Regions from separate parts of the Homo sapiens genome. Here region 2 is linked to region 1. A link is an interaction called in ENCODE POLR2A ChIA-PET data of the cell type or tissue named here. Cell type or tissue: PC-9. All regions are shown on one strand.

What was found. Peaks named below come from ENCODE experiments on the same cell type or tissue, not always from the same donor. Only the 100,000 strongest peaks of a DNase experiment are listed, where the experiment ranks them.
Region 2: POLR2A ChIA-PET joins it to region 1 with 9 read pairs; 2 of 35 experiments call an interaction of 5 or more read pairs at or near these places.

Annotation. Positions count from the first base shown.
Region 1 is chr2:70,072,310-70,080,309 of GRCh38, forward strand. The region is part of intron 4 of PCBP1-AS1 (PCBP1 antisense RNA 1); the gene reads right to left. It also overlaps a transcript of ASPRV1 not described here and the pseudogene RN7SL470P. Among named protein-coding and RNA genes, the nearest start is that of PCBP1-AS1, 11 kb to the right of the region's middle. In PC-9, no CTCF peak of the experiment used is centred here; no DNase peak of the experiment used is centred here.
Region 2 is chr2:70,383,527-70,391,526 of GRCh38, forward strand. No RefSeq gene overlaps it. Among named protein-coding and RNA genes, the nearest start is that of FAM136A, 85 kb to the left of the region's middle. In PC-9, no CTCF peak of the experiment used is centred here; a DNase peak (open chromatin) is centred at 4,815; H3K27ac peaks cover 3,754 bases.

The DNA of each region.
Region 1 (8,000 bases):
CAGAAGACTGAGGCAGGGGGATCACTTGAGCCCAGGAGTTCAAGGCTACAGTAAGCTATGATCACACCACTGCACTCTAGCCTGGGTGACAAAGCAAGACCCTATCTCTTAAAAATAAAAAAAGGCCAGGTGGCTGGGCGCAGTGGCTCACGCCTGTAATCCCAGCACTTTGGGAGGCCGAGGCGGGAGGATCACTTGAGGTCAGGAGTTTGAGACCAGCCTAGCCAACATGATGAAACCTGTCTCTACTAAAAATAAAAAAATTAGCCAGGCATGATGGTGAGTGCCTGTACTCCCAGCTACTGGGGAGGCTGAGGCAGGAGAATCACTTGAACTCAGGAGGCAGAGGTTGCAGTAAGCCAATATTGTGCCACTGCACTCTGTCCTGGGCGACAGAGCAAGATTTCGTCTCAAAAATAAAATGAAATAAAATAAAATAAAAACAAAAATAATAATTTTTTGCAGGGCATGGTGGCTCATGCCTGTAATCCCAGCACTTCAGGAGGTCAAGGCAGAAGGATCACTTGACCCCAGGAATTCGAGACCAGTCTGAACAATATAGTGAAACCTTGTCTCTATAAAAAACTAAAAAAAAAAAAAAAAAAAACAGCCGGGCATGGTGGCATGTGCCTGTAGTCCCAGCTACTCGGAGAAGGGAGAAGCTGAGGGGGAGGATCGCTTGTGCCAGGGAGGTTGAGGCTGCAGTGAGCTGTAATCCAACACTGCACTCCAGCCTGTGTGACAGAGCAAGACCCTATCTCAAAAAATTATGATTATATTTCTACCAATGAGAGCTTTTCAACAACGATGTCCTAAGAACTGATGAGCTCCCCTATTAATGGAGGTATTCAAAGAGAACTTGAAAGATCATTTGTCAGGAGAATGATAGAAAACATTCCTGTAATTGGATGGCAGGCTGGAGACAAGGAGACTGCATAAAATTACTTCAAAGGCTCTTTTCAGCTCCAAGAGTTTTTATTCTAAATAAAAACAAAACAAACAAAAACCACTAATAAATAACTAAGAAGTCCCTCTTCTATTTTTTTAAATATCCAACCAGGCAGTACAACTTAGTAGCTAAAAGTACGGGTTTGATACTACTTTCTCTTGAGTAAATCTGGACAAATTACTTAACTCTACTTGCCTCTGTTTAGAATAAGAGTACCTATTTTGTAAGATTACTGTGAAGATTAAATGATACTTCATTTAATCTTTAACGATACTTAACGATACTTTGTTAAGTATTTAAAACAGTGTCTGACACATGAATGTGTTTAAAACTAGCAGCTTAACAAGGAAAGAAAAAGGAAAGGTGGAGATGGGAGAAAGGCAAGGAATGAAACCTAAATGTGCGGCTTGTTTTCATTATGTGTACCCAAGCCTCAACCAAAGCATTGCTGGCTGTTGCTGGCCAGAGGCTGGGTTCCCTTGGCAACCAGCCTCAAAAAAGAACCTAGATCTACCTTCTTCAGGGAGACGGCTCATCCCTTGCCCTAGAATCTGGCATCTTCCCTGCACAAGGCAGACTCTCTAAGAACTCACAGCCAGGTGCGGTGACTCACACCTGTAATCCCAGCACTTTGGGAGGCCGAAATGGGCAGATCACGAGGTCAGGAGATGGAGACCATCCTGGCTAACACGGTGAAATCCCATCTCTACTAAAAATACAAAAAAATTAGCCGGGCATGGTGGCGGGCGCCTGTAGTCCCAGCTACTCGGGAGGGTGAGGCAGGAGAATGGCGTGAACCCAGGAGGCGGAGCTTGCAGTGAGCCGAGATCTCGCCACTGCACTCCAGCCCGGGCGACAGAGCAAAACTTCATCTCAAAAAAAAAAAAAAAAAAAAAAAAAAACAGAAATCACAAATACCATTGCCCCAAACTCAAGGAGCTAAGCAGGTGTTAAGCAGGTGTTACTCTTACTTCCTATGATCAATTACAGAACATCAGAGTTCAAAGAGACTTCAGAGGCCATCTAGAGCAACTGCTTTTTTTTTTTGGAGACAGAGTCTTGCTCTGTCGCCCAGGCTGGAGTGCAGTGGCACAATCTTGGCTCACTGCAACCTCTGCCTCCTGGGTTCACGCGATTCTCCTGCCTCAGCCTCCCGAGTAGCTGGGACTACAGGCACACACCACCACACCTGGCCTTTTTTTGTATTTTTAGTAGAGACAGAGTTTCACCATATTGGCCAGGCTCCTGACCTCGTAATCCGCCCACCTCGACCTCCCAAAGTACTGGGATTACAGGCATGAGCCACCGCGCCTGGCCCCAACCCCTTTGTTTAATGAATAAGGACCATAAAACTAAAAAAAGTGAAGTCCTAAATATGGCAAGTTGGTGGCAGGGTCAAGTCAAGATCACAGTCCTCTTTATTCCTAGTCCAGTGGTCAAAATCTTCCCATTTTTCATATGAGAAAAACAGAGCTGGCCCTACTACTCTTATACCACACAGTCCATACTACCTACTTAACAGAGGTAAGAAAAGACTACAAGCAGTAGAGTGCAGAGGTTAAGAGCATGAACTCGGGGCCAGGCGCAGTGGCTCACGCCTATAATCCCAGCACTTTGGGAAGCCGAGGCAGGCGGATCACGAGGTCAAGAAATCGAGCATCCTGGCCAACATGGTGAAACCCTGTCTCTACTAAAAAATAGAAAAATTAGCTGGGCATGCTGGCATGCACCTGTAGTCCCAGCTACATGGGAGGCTGAGGCAGGAGAATCGCTTGAACCCAGGAGATGGAGGTGGTTGCAGTGAGCCAAGATTGCGCCCCTGCACTCCAGCCTGGCCACAGAGCAAGATAACATCTTTTTTTTTTTTTGAAACAGAGTCTCGCTCTGTCGCCCAGGCTGGAGTGCAGTGGCGCGATCTCGGCTCACTGCAATCTCCGCCTCCCGGGTTCACGCCATTCTCCTGCCTCAGCCTCCCGAGTAGCTGGGACTACAGGCGCCTGCCACTATGCCCAGCTGATTTTTTTTGTATTTTTAGTAGAGACACGGTTTCACCGTGTTAGCCAGAATGGTCAGAGCAAGACAACATCTCAAAAAAAAAAAAAAAAAAAAAGCAAGCATGAACTCAGGATGGACTGCCTTATTTAAATCCCTGCTCTACTACTTATTAACTGTGCAACTTGAAGCAAGTTTTCTAACCTCTCTTCAACTCTATAAAACGGGGATAAGAGTCACCATGAGGTTATTTTTAAGGATTAAATGAGATAATCCATGTAGAGTACATAGCATGTAGAAAATTCTCAACGTGTGGCCAGGCACAGTGGCTCACGCCTGTAATCCCAGCACTTAGGGAGGCTGAGGCAGGCAGATCACCTGAGGCTGGGAGTTCAAGACCAGCCTGAGGAACATCGAGAAACCCTGTCTCTACTAAAAATACAAAATTAGCCGGGCTTGGTGTCACATGCCCGTAATCCCAGCTACTACTTGGGAGGCTGAGGCAGGAGAATTGCCTGAACCCGGGAGGCGGAGGTTGCGGTGAGGTGAGATCACGCCATTGCATTCCAGCCTGGGCAACAAGAGCAAAACTCCGTCTCAAAGAAAAAAAAAAAAGAAAATTCTCAATGTGTATGCTGTTCTGCTTCTCATCATTACCAGTCATGTGAAAAAATAAACAAGCATAATAACAAGAGAGGCCGGACAAGCTCTTACTTATGGTCCAAAAAGCACTGAGACATAGGTGTTTGTTTAGCTCCATTTCCCGGTCCAGGGAACACCCAATCCCTCAGCAGGAGAAGAATATAACTAACCTATCATTCATGTCTTTGGATCTAGGGAAGAATCAATTCAGAGAATAATCGAGGCACATGCTACACTGATAAGATGCTTAAGATCACAATGAAGGTTAGGTAAGTCAGAACTCAAGCCTGACCTTTACCCCTACACTCAAGTTTGACAAGATGCAGTTTTTGCCCAGTCTTCCTCTCAACCTACTAAGGTGATGCAGCGTAATGGTTAGCAAAAGCTCTGGAGTTTGACTGCCTGGGTGCAAACTAATTCCGTCATTTATATGCTGTGTGACTTACACAAATTACTTTATTTACCTTATTTCTCTAAGCCTTTGTTTATCCATCTTTTAAATGAGAATAACAACTATTTTAATTTTTATGATAATAGCTGACATTTGGTAAGCACTTTCTATGTGCCAAGCACTATGCTAAGCACTTTACATAGCTGATGGCATTTAACCGTCACCACCATCTTAGGAGGCAGGTATTATCATTATCCTCATTGTACAAATACAGATGTTCCTTGACTTATGATGAGGTTACATCTCGAATACCGTAAGTCAAAAACATATTTGATACACTTAGCCTACCAAACATCATAGCTCAGCCTAGACTATCTTAAATATGCTCAGAACACTTAACATTAGCCTCTAGCTTGGCAAAATCATCTAATACAATGCCTATTATAAACTTGAATATCTCATGTAATTTATTAAACACAGTACAGTGTGCAGTATTGGTTGTTTGCCTTCATGACTGCACGGCTGAGTGGGAGCTGCAGCTTGTTGCTGCAGCCCAGCATCATGAGAACGTGTCAGTAGGCCAGGAAAATATCAAAATTAAGAATTTCAAGTGCAGTTTCTAATTAACATATATGGCTTTTGCATCATCGTAAAGTTGAAAATTGTAAGTCAAACCACTGTAAGTCAGGGACTATCCGTACAAATGAGGCACAGTTTTCTTGTTCAAGGCCACACAGTCAGTTACCGGCAAAACTTAGGTGTCAAAGCAGGAGGTCCGACCCCATAGTCTATGCTCCTCACTCCTACTACACTGGCTCTACTTCTCATAGTACCGGAATCATATGGTTGTCAGAAGATGGCAACCAACATAAAGTTCTTAGCACAGTGCCCGGTTCATCAAAGCTGGCCATTACTATTATTTTTGTTATCATCATTATCAATCCCTTTAAGCCTCTCCCAAAGATTACTACCTCCTAAGTTCCAATTTCATCTAAAAGGAAAGGGTTGTTTTCTTACCTAGCTACCACCTCACTGAGTAGCTGGGAGTGGGGCTGCAGTCTTTTTATTTCATTTCCTTCATGTAATACAGGATAAGTACTTGGGTGGAGAAAAAGGGAAATATTTATTGGAAACATGTTACTCTATAAAAAGCAATATTCTAAAGTCTTTGTTTTTAAAAATAAAACCTTTATTACCTTCATTAGGAAAAAAAACCATACACTTATTATGAAACTTTTTTTCAAAATAAAGCAGAGATAAATAGTATTTACTTTAAACAGAAACTGTCAGCCAGGCACAGTGGCTCACACCTGTAATCCCAGCACTTTGGGAGGCCGAGGTGGGCAGATCACCCGATGTCAGGAGTTCGAGACCAGCCTGGCCAACATGGTGAAACCCCGCCTCTACTATAAACACAAAATATTATCTGGGCATGGTGGCGTCCGCCTGCTGTCCCAGCTACACAGGAGGCTGAGGCAGGAGAATCACTTGAATACGGGAGGCAGAGGTTGCAATGAGCTGAGACGACGCCATTGCACTCCAGCCTGGACAACAAGAGCGAAACTCTGTCTCAAAAAAAATAAAATAAAAATTAAATAAATTAGCCGGGCGTGGTGGCTCACACCTATAATCCCAGCACTCTGGGAGGCGGAGGTGGGGTGGATCATGAGGTCAGGAGTTTGAGACCAGCCTGACCAACATGATGAAACCTCGTCTCTACTAAAAATACAAAAATTAGCCAGGCGTGGTGGCACACGCCTGTAATCCCAGCTACTCAGGAGGCTGAGGCAGGAGACCCGGGAGGCGGAAGCTGCACTGAGCCGAGATCGCGCCACTGCACTCCAGCCTGGGCGACAGAGCAAGACTCTGTTTCAAAAAAAATAATAATTAAATAAATTTATTCATTCAGCTCCTATGTTACAAGCACTGTTCTAGCAGTGGGGCTATAGCAATGAGCAAAACAAAGTCCTAACCATCATGAAATTTACATTCTAGTGGGTGGTGACATGTAATAAACTATGGTAGAGAGTCCCTAGAACACAATGCCTGGCACAAGCAGACAGCACTCAATAAATACTTGCTAAATAATGAACAATGAATGAATAAACAATATGTCAAATAGCAAGTGCTATGCAGAAAAAACAGGGAAGGGGAGCAGAGAAAGCAGAAGGCAGAGAGATAGCTTTTATTTTAAACAAGGCAGTTAAGGTATATTTCACTGATTAAGTGACAGTTGAGCAGAAACCTGAAGGAGATAAGGGAGAAGGCCATACTGACATCTGGAAAAATGATGTTCCTGGCAGAAAAAGCAACTACAAAGGCCCCAAGGCCTGGCATGCTGGAGCAACTGCAAAGGAGACCATTGTGGCTACAGCACAAGGGGAAGTGGTAGGAAATGAAGTCAGAGCAGCTGGGAGAGAGTGGTGTGAATCCTACATGGTCTTATAGACCATGGTAGGGACACTACCTTTTAATCCAGGTGGGATTTTAATCTGGGCACCCAGGTGACAGTTTTCAGCAAAGCAGTGACTTGATCTGATATATACTTAAAAGGATTATTCTGGTCACTGTTAAAATTAGATTGAGGGGGCAAAGAGCAAAAGGAGGAAGACCACTTAGAAAGCTATTCCAGTAGCAGCAGGGCAGGTGGTGGGAAGTGTTTAAATACTGGATATATCTTAAGGTGAAGTTGACAGGACCTGCTGGTGGATTGGATGAAGAGAATGAAAAAACAGATTTAAGGGAGACTCTCTATATATTCAATACACAGATGAATAGCAACTCTGAAATGGGGAGGACCTTCCAGAGATGCAGATTTGAGAGGAGATGTTCTGAAGTTTTTTAATAAGTTCAACAAACTATTAGACACCCAAGTGGAGATATCCAGTGAATAGTTGGATATAAGTCTTGAGTTCAGGGAAAGACATTCAAGCTAATAATGTAAACTCATGAATTGTCAGGGAATAACGGCATTTAAAGTCTTGATCGAATCCAGCCTCAGCAACATTGTGAGACCCTGTCTCTACAAAAAAAAAAATAATAAATTAGCCAGGCATGGTGGTGGGTACCTGTAGTACTAGCCACTGAGGAGGGGAGGGAGGATTTCTTGAGACCAGGAATTCAAGGCTACAGTCAACTATTATCATGCCACTGCAGTCCGGCCTGGACAACAGAGTGAGAATCTGTCTCTAAAAAATAAAGTCCTGAAAGAGAGCACCTAGGAAAAGAGTGTAGACAGAGAAGGGATCCAAGGACTGCTCTGAGTACTCCACCAATGGAGAGTGAGGAGATGAAGAATAAGAAAAAAAAAGTTGAGAAGGAGGAACCAGTGAGGCAGGAACAGCATCAAGGGAGTGACATCCTGGAAGACAAGTGAAGCTAGGGTGCAACAGAGTATCAAATGCTACTGAGATATCAAGAATAAAAATGGGTGAGAAATGACCACTGACTCTACATACATTTTCTAAACCTGTTCTTTCCTATTCCACGCATAACACTTTTCTTCTCTTTTAATCCACATAAAAATCCCAGTACTATCCAATGAACACACAGAAGGGTTCTATTTAATTCAGCTATATCCGTGTCTCAGAAATACAAAAAGCAAAAATCAATGCTCTTAATCGGGACACAACAAATATTACACAGTGAATAATGTTGAACAAATGCTTTGTCTGGTTGAAGTAACTGTCTCTCTGAAACAAAATCCGTTAAGTCTTGCTTGTGCTTAGTAAGTGGGATCAGAGAAATGAGTTATTTAAATGTATTTTTTTTGTTCTGCATAAAGTAGCAATCATTCTTGAACTCCTTTCTCTCCCCTCTAACTCAAACCTCCTAACCAGCTTAACAAAGACCCTAAATTTCCATACATACCCCTCCTCAAAAACAAAGCAAAACATGGTAAGATTCAGAAGTTAGAGAGAAAGGAGTAGGCTGTGCCCTGCCCCTTCTGTTTTTTTTTTTTTGAGACAGTTTCACTCTTGTTGCCTGGGCTGAAGTGCAATGGCACCATCTTGGGTCACTGCAACC
Region 2 (8,000 bases), 310 kb after region 1:
CTCTTGCTGCCATGGAAGACATGCCTTGCTTCCTTTTTGCCTTCCGCTATGATTGTAAGCTTCCTGAGGCCTCCCCAGCCACATGGAACAGTGAGTCCATTAAACTTTTCTTTATAAATTACCCCGTCTCAGGTAGTTCTTTATAGCAGTGTGAAAATGAACTAATACAAGAAGGAAGGACCACCTCATTATACCCCTTCCTTTGGAGTCTATGCGCAATTGACCAGCATTAATATTAAAATACAGATCATAAGACTAACAAAACAGACTCTGGGAATAAGACACCAAATGCCAACCTGACTCTGGTTAGCATCACAGGACAGACAGCAGACCCTGAAGGAAATAAAAATATTTTACCCCAAAATGTATTTCTTTGACATATTTTGAAATGGTCCTGCAAAACTGTCTTTTAGGGGAGGACATTTGTATCTGTAGAGAATCTCCATTAATGCGGACAGGGCTTTCCTGAATTTAGGAGGGATAAACATCTTTTAAGGTCCAAAAAGAGACATTTACCATCTATTCTCTCCAAAGACTGCTACCTATGAGGCTTCATATACCTAACAAGAGCCCTGGTCGTGGCAACCTCCCTTAGCTTAACTCAAGCATTTCTTTCTACTGGCAAGTCTTTAGACAAAGTTCAACTCTTTCAACCAACTGCCAATCAGAAAATCTTTGGATCCATCTGTGACCTGTAAGTCCCTGCTTTGAGATACCCAGCTTTTCCGGGCCGAACCAATATATACCTTAACATGTATTGATTTATGTCTTTGCCTGTAACTTCCATTTCTCTAAAATGTATAAAACCAAACTGTAACCCTATCTTCTCAGCCATAGTTTCTCAAGACCTCTTGAGACTGTTCCCTGGGGCCTGGGTACTCATATTGGCTCAGAACAAACCTCTTTAAATATTTCACAAAATTTGGTTTTCTTCATCAACAAAGAACACAACATTTTCTCTCTGTACATTCAGGCAGTGTTTTTCACACATAGATTTTGGATTTTCAGATTTAAAAATTCCTACATAGCACCTGCCTGGCTTACTGGCCCTATTTAGAATTTATGTGCAGGCTGGGTGCAGTGGCTCATGCCTGTAACCCCAGCACTTTGGGAGGCTGAGGCAGGAGGACTGCTTGAGCCCAGGAGTTGGAGACCAGCCTGGGCAACACAGTTGTAGAGACCCCATCTCTACAAAAAAATAAAAAAAATTAGCCAAGTGTGGTGGTATGCACCTGTGGTCCCAGCTACTTGAGAGGCTGAGGTGGGAGGATTGCTTGAGCCCAGAAACTGGAGTGCAGTGGTCCATGATTGCGCCACTGCACTCCAGCCCCTAGGTGACAAAATGAGAAACTGTCTCAAAAACAGAAAACAAAGAATTCGTGTGCAGTTGGAGAGACGAAAATTTTATGTTATACAAAGCAAAACACACCTTAGGTACCAGCCGTGGGGAGCCATTTGCTATCCTGAATATGCCATGCTTCTGATAAGGGCAGTGCTTGGTGTCAGGCTCATGAAAAGCCCTGGGATTGGCTAATGTTGAACAGTCAATGGGAAGTAAAGCAACCATCAAACTCTGAGCTGGGAAGGCACCTTAAATAATGTCAGTTTATCTTTTGTGACTGGACTAGTCCACCAGCTTTGTTAAGGAAAGACCCATGACTCCAAGGGTATGAAAATACAAAAGGCATGGGTAGTTTTTGGCATTCTGCCTTGTGTCCTATGTCATTGAGTCTTTCTGACAAACGTGGAACAAAAGCTCTTTGACCCTACATACAGCAAGTAACCAAAGTTTCATGTCATTCATAGAGAACTTCACATGTGTAGGTAGACAGGGCTCATTTGTAAATGATCAAGTTAGCCTAGGGCAAGGTCAGAGAAGCATTTTTGATGTTTGCTTGATGTTTGTTGTCCTAGGAGTTGGGCAAACCTGCCCTTCTCATAAGTCCCTTGTTACAGGGGCACACAATGGTTTTGTGCTTTTTTTTTTTTTTTTTAAGAGATGGCGTATTGCTCTGTCACCCAGGCTAGAGTGCAGTGGCTCAATCATAGCTCACTGCAGCCTCATGCCTGGCCTCAAGAGATCCTCCTACCGCAGCCTCCTGAGTAACTGGGGCTTCAGGCGTGCATCACCATACTTGGTTATGGTTTTTGTGTGTTTGCTTTTTCAGGTTTTTAACTAGAGATGGGGTCTTGCTATGTTTCCCAGGCTGGTCTCAAACTCCTGGCCTCAAGCGATCCTCCTGTCTTGGCCTCCCAAAATGTTGGGATTACAGGTGTAAGCTACCATGCCCAGCCAGGTTTTGTACTCTAATTGGCTCTTCCTCCAAAAGTGGAACATGATTCATAACACAGTTCCCAGGCCGTGGACTTTTTTTTTTTTAAATCAACACATATTTTGCTCTCAATGACACAGTTTCTGTGCTATCTTTATGGTCATTTTTTTTTAACATAATCAAAAGAGTATTTTCCAGACTTGAAACAGTGTTTCCTACCAATTTGGATGCTGTTTTACTCTTTGCTTTGGTGGGTTTCCAAACAGGTAGGCACCAACCGATTTCTATCTTCAGGAAGCTGCTGCAGATGTGCGAAGAATCTGAAGAAAATGTGAAGCCGGAGGGGGGCGCTGCCCCACCAGCTCACCCCTGCAGGGTAGGCTAGGCCAGCTGGGGTGGCAGCAGTCTCTCCAGCCTCAGGGCCTGAGGGCGCTGCTCATTTGGGACCAGGCCAGGGCCACAGCATAATCTTCATCTCCATCACATTTGCCTCTACTCTTTAGCCCAGGAGTTCTGTTCCACGTGAATGGGACAAAGGCCAAACTGCATTTCTTTTAGAAAGCCTCCTGTTTATTCTGTACTTGCACGTGGAGATCCGCGGAGATTGATGAGAAGGATGTGACGAGGGCATGTGGAATGACTCAGGGCAGAAGCTCCTGGAAGGCTGGCTCATGGCTTTTCAAGGAGCCCTGTGATCCTGCTCTGGTTGCTGGATTGAGAGGCCCCAGCCCCACTGTAGCTTCTAGGCCAATGTCCCACTAGACTAGCCCAAATCCCCTGTCGGAGGAGGAGAAGAACTGGACAACTCCCCACTAGTAGATTCAGAATGAAATGTTATTGGGTGCTATCGGCTGAATTGTGTCTTCCCCAGATTTATATGTTGAAGTCCTAACCCCCAGTACCTTAGAATGTGACTGTATTTGGAGATGGAGACTTTAAAAGGGTAAGTTAAAACGAGGTCTTTAGGGTGGGTCCTAATCCAATATGCTGGTGTCCTTGTAAGAAGAGAAGATTAGGATTCAGAGGCACATAGAGGGATGGCCATGTCTAGACACGGGGAAAGGCAGGCATCTACAAGCCAGGCAGAGAGGCCTCAGAAGAAACCAACCTTTTTGACACCTCAGTCTTGAACTTCTAGCTTCCAGAGCTTCGAGGAAATAAATTTCTGTTGTTTAAGCCCCTTAGTTGGCTGGATATGGTGGCTCACGCCTGTAATCCCAGCACTTTGGGAGGCCGAGGTGGGTGGATTGCTTGAGCCCAGCCTGGGCAACATGGTGACACCCCATCTCCACCAAAAATTCAAATATTGGCTGGGTGTGGTGGCACACACTTGTAGTCCCAGCTACTCAGGAGGTTGAGGTGGGAGGATTGCTGGAGTCTGGGAAGTCAAGGCTGCAGTGAGCCGTGATCACCACTGCATTCCAGTCTGGGTGACAGAGTGAGACCCTGTCTCAAAGAAAAAAGCCCCCCAGTCCCAGTGGGCTTCATGACAGCATCCCTAGGAAAGACACACTGGGTCTGGTGGGCACTATAGATACTTCTGGCAATGATGAGCTCTGCAACCCGCTCTAGCTATTCTGTGGAACTTTTCTGTTGCTGTTCTTTGTGAGCTCTCAAAGGATATTGTACTTCTCACCCATCAAATTTTACCACAGAGTTTGCACCTTATTTTTTAATTCTTTGCATTCTTTTCTTAGGTACTGGGAAAACCGGGGACTGGGAGTTAGGAGCCCAAAGCCCCAGCTGCGGGAACACTGTGATCACACTGTGTGGCCTTGGGAGGTTGTCCAGTCTCCCAGGGCCTCAGGCTCCTGGCCTGTAACACAGGCGATGGAGCAGGTGCTCTCTGAAGCCCCTCCCAATGCTGACAAACCCTCCAGGGACTCCAACACTAGCCTCACGCTGTACACTCTGTGAGTGCCATCCTCTCTCAGGCTGCTGATTTCTCCCACTCATGAGCCACTGTGCCTGGCCGAAGGTTCATTCTTGCTAACATCTGCACGGGAGGCCATTAGAAAAAAGGCCCTTTTAGAGTTCAAACGTGCCAGTGAGAGAACAAGGACGCCTACTTCCAACCGCAGGGAGTAGACCTGGAATTCTAGAGCTGTCAGTGAAATTCCCAAGGCTACCTCTGACTTATATTGTTTGACTGGGTAAGTTGATGAGTTATTTTTTGTTTCAACAAAGGTAGTGGTTGAGGTAAAATCAGGTGTCCTTTGAAAACTGGATGACCATGGAGATGTAGAATAGTGCTAAAATGGACAAATCAACAGCTAATCTGGTGAACTTGGCACCTGTTCTAGGGAAGCATTGCCATTTGGGTGGCCTCGCTTGGACTATGGTTTGGTGTTGAGTCTCAGTCCAAATAAAGTATGGATCTTCCTTCCTCTTCCCTCTGCATGTGCAGACTGCTCAATCCAAAGCCTCACAGCACTCTGTCAGCTTACCTATTGCAACAGGTACTGGCCCATGTGTTATTCTGGCTTATACTGTGGCCCCATCCTAAACATTGCTCACCTGAAATTGGAGGCCACTAAATATTTTCCTGATGAGTGCCCAGTGATTTCATCTTTTGTCATATGCCTCCCTTTGATTCTGTTCAGCTCATTGCAGTTTCATAAAAAATATTTCCTGTGTATTCAGAGCCATATACAGAACACTATATATGACACAGTGTCATATACTAAAGAACTACATGACCCAGTCCTAGACTCCAGGGAGCTTACAGTTTTCCCAGGAAGACAAGATACTTACATGAAATAGTCTGAGAATAGTCAAGACAAAAAAGCCATGGCCTCTGTTGGGCTGAACAGAGGCTCAAGTGCTCAAATGGATGATACAGTCAGTAAATTTCAAGACTGGTGAGGTGGGAGAGAGATCAGAGATGGCTGCAATTTTCAAGAAAGACTTCAAGGAGAGGACATGGGCCTTGCTTTGTTCTTGGCATTTTAAAATGGGACCAGTGATACTAAGTTTATGCAGCAATTCAGGCTCTTAAAGGATCAGGAAGAATTCCTTAGACTCTTTTAGAAGTGGGACATTGGGTTAAGGGAGAAAGGTTTTAGGAGAGGTAATAATTAGTAGAGAGAGGGGCAGAAATGGAAAGTAGACTTGAGCAAACAGCCTGTTTAATTTGGACTGTGTGAGATGGTTTCCCAACAAACATCCCTTTTCTTTCTCCCTCCCGTGCCTTCTTCAGTTTCTAGACCCTGACGTCATGACACGGTGCAGCTGCAGTTATGTATCTTTTCCTTTCTGCTTGACCCCCCAGCTTAAGTACCACTTTCTTGGCACCCACAATGGAGGGCGCTGCCAGTGGCACAGATGAGAGATTGATTTTGGACTGCCAGCTCTGATGGAAAGCTGAGGACTATTGCATGGCCTTCCCCGAGGCAGCCACTGGAAATGGTGTGGGGTGGCTCTTCTGAGAGGGTAGAATTTTGGATGCCTACCGAACCCTTCTCTAGCAAATGGAGACTGGTAGACATCCATCCTTCCTGAGTCAGTCAGAACTGTGACCCCTCTTCAGATGGAGTCCTAGGCCTCATTCCCTTCCAAGAGGATAGAGATGACATTGTCTTGGGAGTTAATGTAATAGGTAAGCTGGTGAGGTTGAGGGTTCAAGAAGATAGAGTGGTGCTGGATGGAGTAATGGCCCATGTCAAGCTATTATAGGAAACCACACATTTAACAAGGGAGAACTGATATATATATTTTTTAACACCCTTGGGAGAACCACCTCCTGGGAGGATACCAGGAACCCACCATAACCTTTATTATTGAAAATATCAGGAGGGATTCTGGGTGAGCTTTGGTCTTTCCTAGGTGGAGGATGCACATGACCTAAGGAAGTGGCACCTTGTGCCCAGAGCTCTGGCACACTTCTGTAAACTAATTCACCCATGCCTACTTCTTCCCAAGACAGGTGAAAGGTAGGAAAGACCCACAGAGGGGAGACCGCAAGTTGAATGAAAGCCCAAGTTGATTTCCTTTTGTGATGCTGCCACCATCTATATCATTCGTGGCAGGTAAAGGCTGCCATGCCTGGTCTCCACTTCAGTTGTTCTGATCTGACTCTGATAGCATGTCAGGGAGAGATGACCTCAGTGACCCAGTCAGCTCAGAAAGGCAGTTTTGCTGCTTTCCAGGAGGTAACTGAATAATCCAAGTCTGATAGGAGAATCTGGGCTGGATGGTTTTCCTTGTGAAATTTTGACTTAAGAGAAAAAAACAAGCAATTTACTAATTTTATGACCTTGTGAGAGGCAGTATAGCATAGTGGCGAAGGTCAGGGGCTTTGAATAGACTTGGTTCAAGTCCACAGCTTGTATCCCTTGCTTAACAGCTGTATAACCTAGACCAAATTGCTTAGCTTCTACAAGCCTCAGTTTCTTCATCAGTAAAATAGGGATAATACAAATCTGAGATGCTTTAAGAACTTGATAAGATAATATATACATAGCACATGGTGATCAATCAGTAAATGATAGCCAATAGTAATCATTATTAATTACAACTAAGTTTTGGATAGGGAGGATATTTGGTAGGTTTAATGAGATGGGCCTTTTGGCAAAGAAATTCATGATAATACTTGTTATTTAAAACAAATAAACAAAGGTATAACTAGGATAGATGCCCTTGACCTCCCCTATCCTGGTCATACCAGGCAATAACCTCTGACCCCTGGGCAGCAGACTAGGGCTGGCGACCTGGCTTACCCCACCCCAGGACCATGAAAGCACAGTACCTTTTGTCTTGCTGGTGTCTAACAAAGAAGGTCCAAGATGGAAACTATAATATGTGCACTCAAAGAATGTTTACTGATCTCCTGCTGTATGTCAGACACTTTTAGGAGCTGGGGACCCAGCAGTGAATAGGCAACATCCTTGACCCCATGGAATATACATAAACAATTTAATTAACAAGGTCATTTCCAATGGTGATGAGGGCTGAGACATCTTGTTTTCAGACTGATGTGTTGGAGTCTTTTCCTCCTGATAACGTTGAATGTCATTTCAAGGCCACCAGGGCTGATTCTATTGTGCCTACCTGTGCACACACAAGACTTGTGGGCTAAGCTTCTGGCTGGTCAGACACCAAGGCCCCATGTCCTCTGAGAGACAGAGTTCACTGACTGTGGGAGAGCCTTGGAAAATTCTGTTTCCCTCCTCCTGGGATCATGTTAACAGCACTTATATCCCAAACGGCCCCTTTGCAAATAAAATCAGATGTTTCTGCCCGACTCAATACTTCCTTGTCTTTCACTGGGCAGGTCTCTGTGCCATTTGAGGGCTTAAAATTTTGTAGAGCCCTTGGGATTGGATGTTTATTAGTCAAACAGAAATATGTTCCCTCTTTTTTTCCTTCATGTAGAAATGTATCTCTGGAAACATATACCAACCACTGCCAAATGCCTGGGAGTCAGGAACAGCACTACCTGCCAAGTCTTTAAAGTTTAATTCACTGCCATCCAAAGTGCAAATTAGGGAGCTGGCTCTTCTGATGTTTGGATCTGTGACACAGGAAGCTGAGTGGAACCTGAATTAGAGGTCAGGGGGCCCCAAGTTCTCTGGAGGTTATTAGTCATGAACATTGGGCAAATTACCAAATATCTCTGGGGCTCAGTTTTCTCATCTGTGAAATGGGGCAATTCAAAAGTTGCTGTGGAAGGTAAAACAAGATAAAGGCTACCTTCAGTGCCTCAGGTGTGAAGCAAGCAGGCTATCA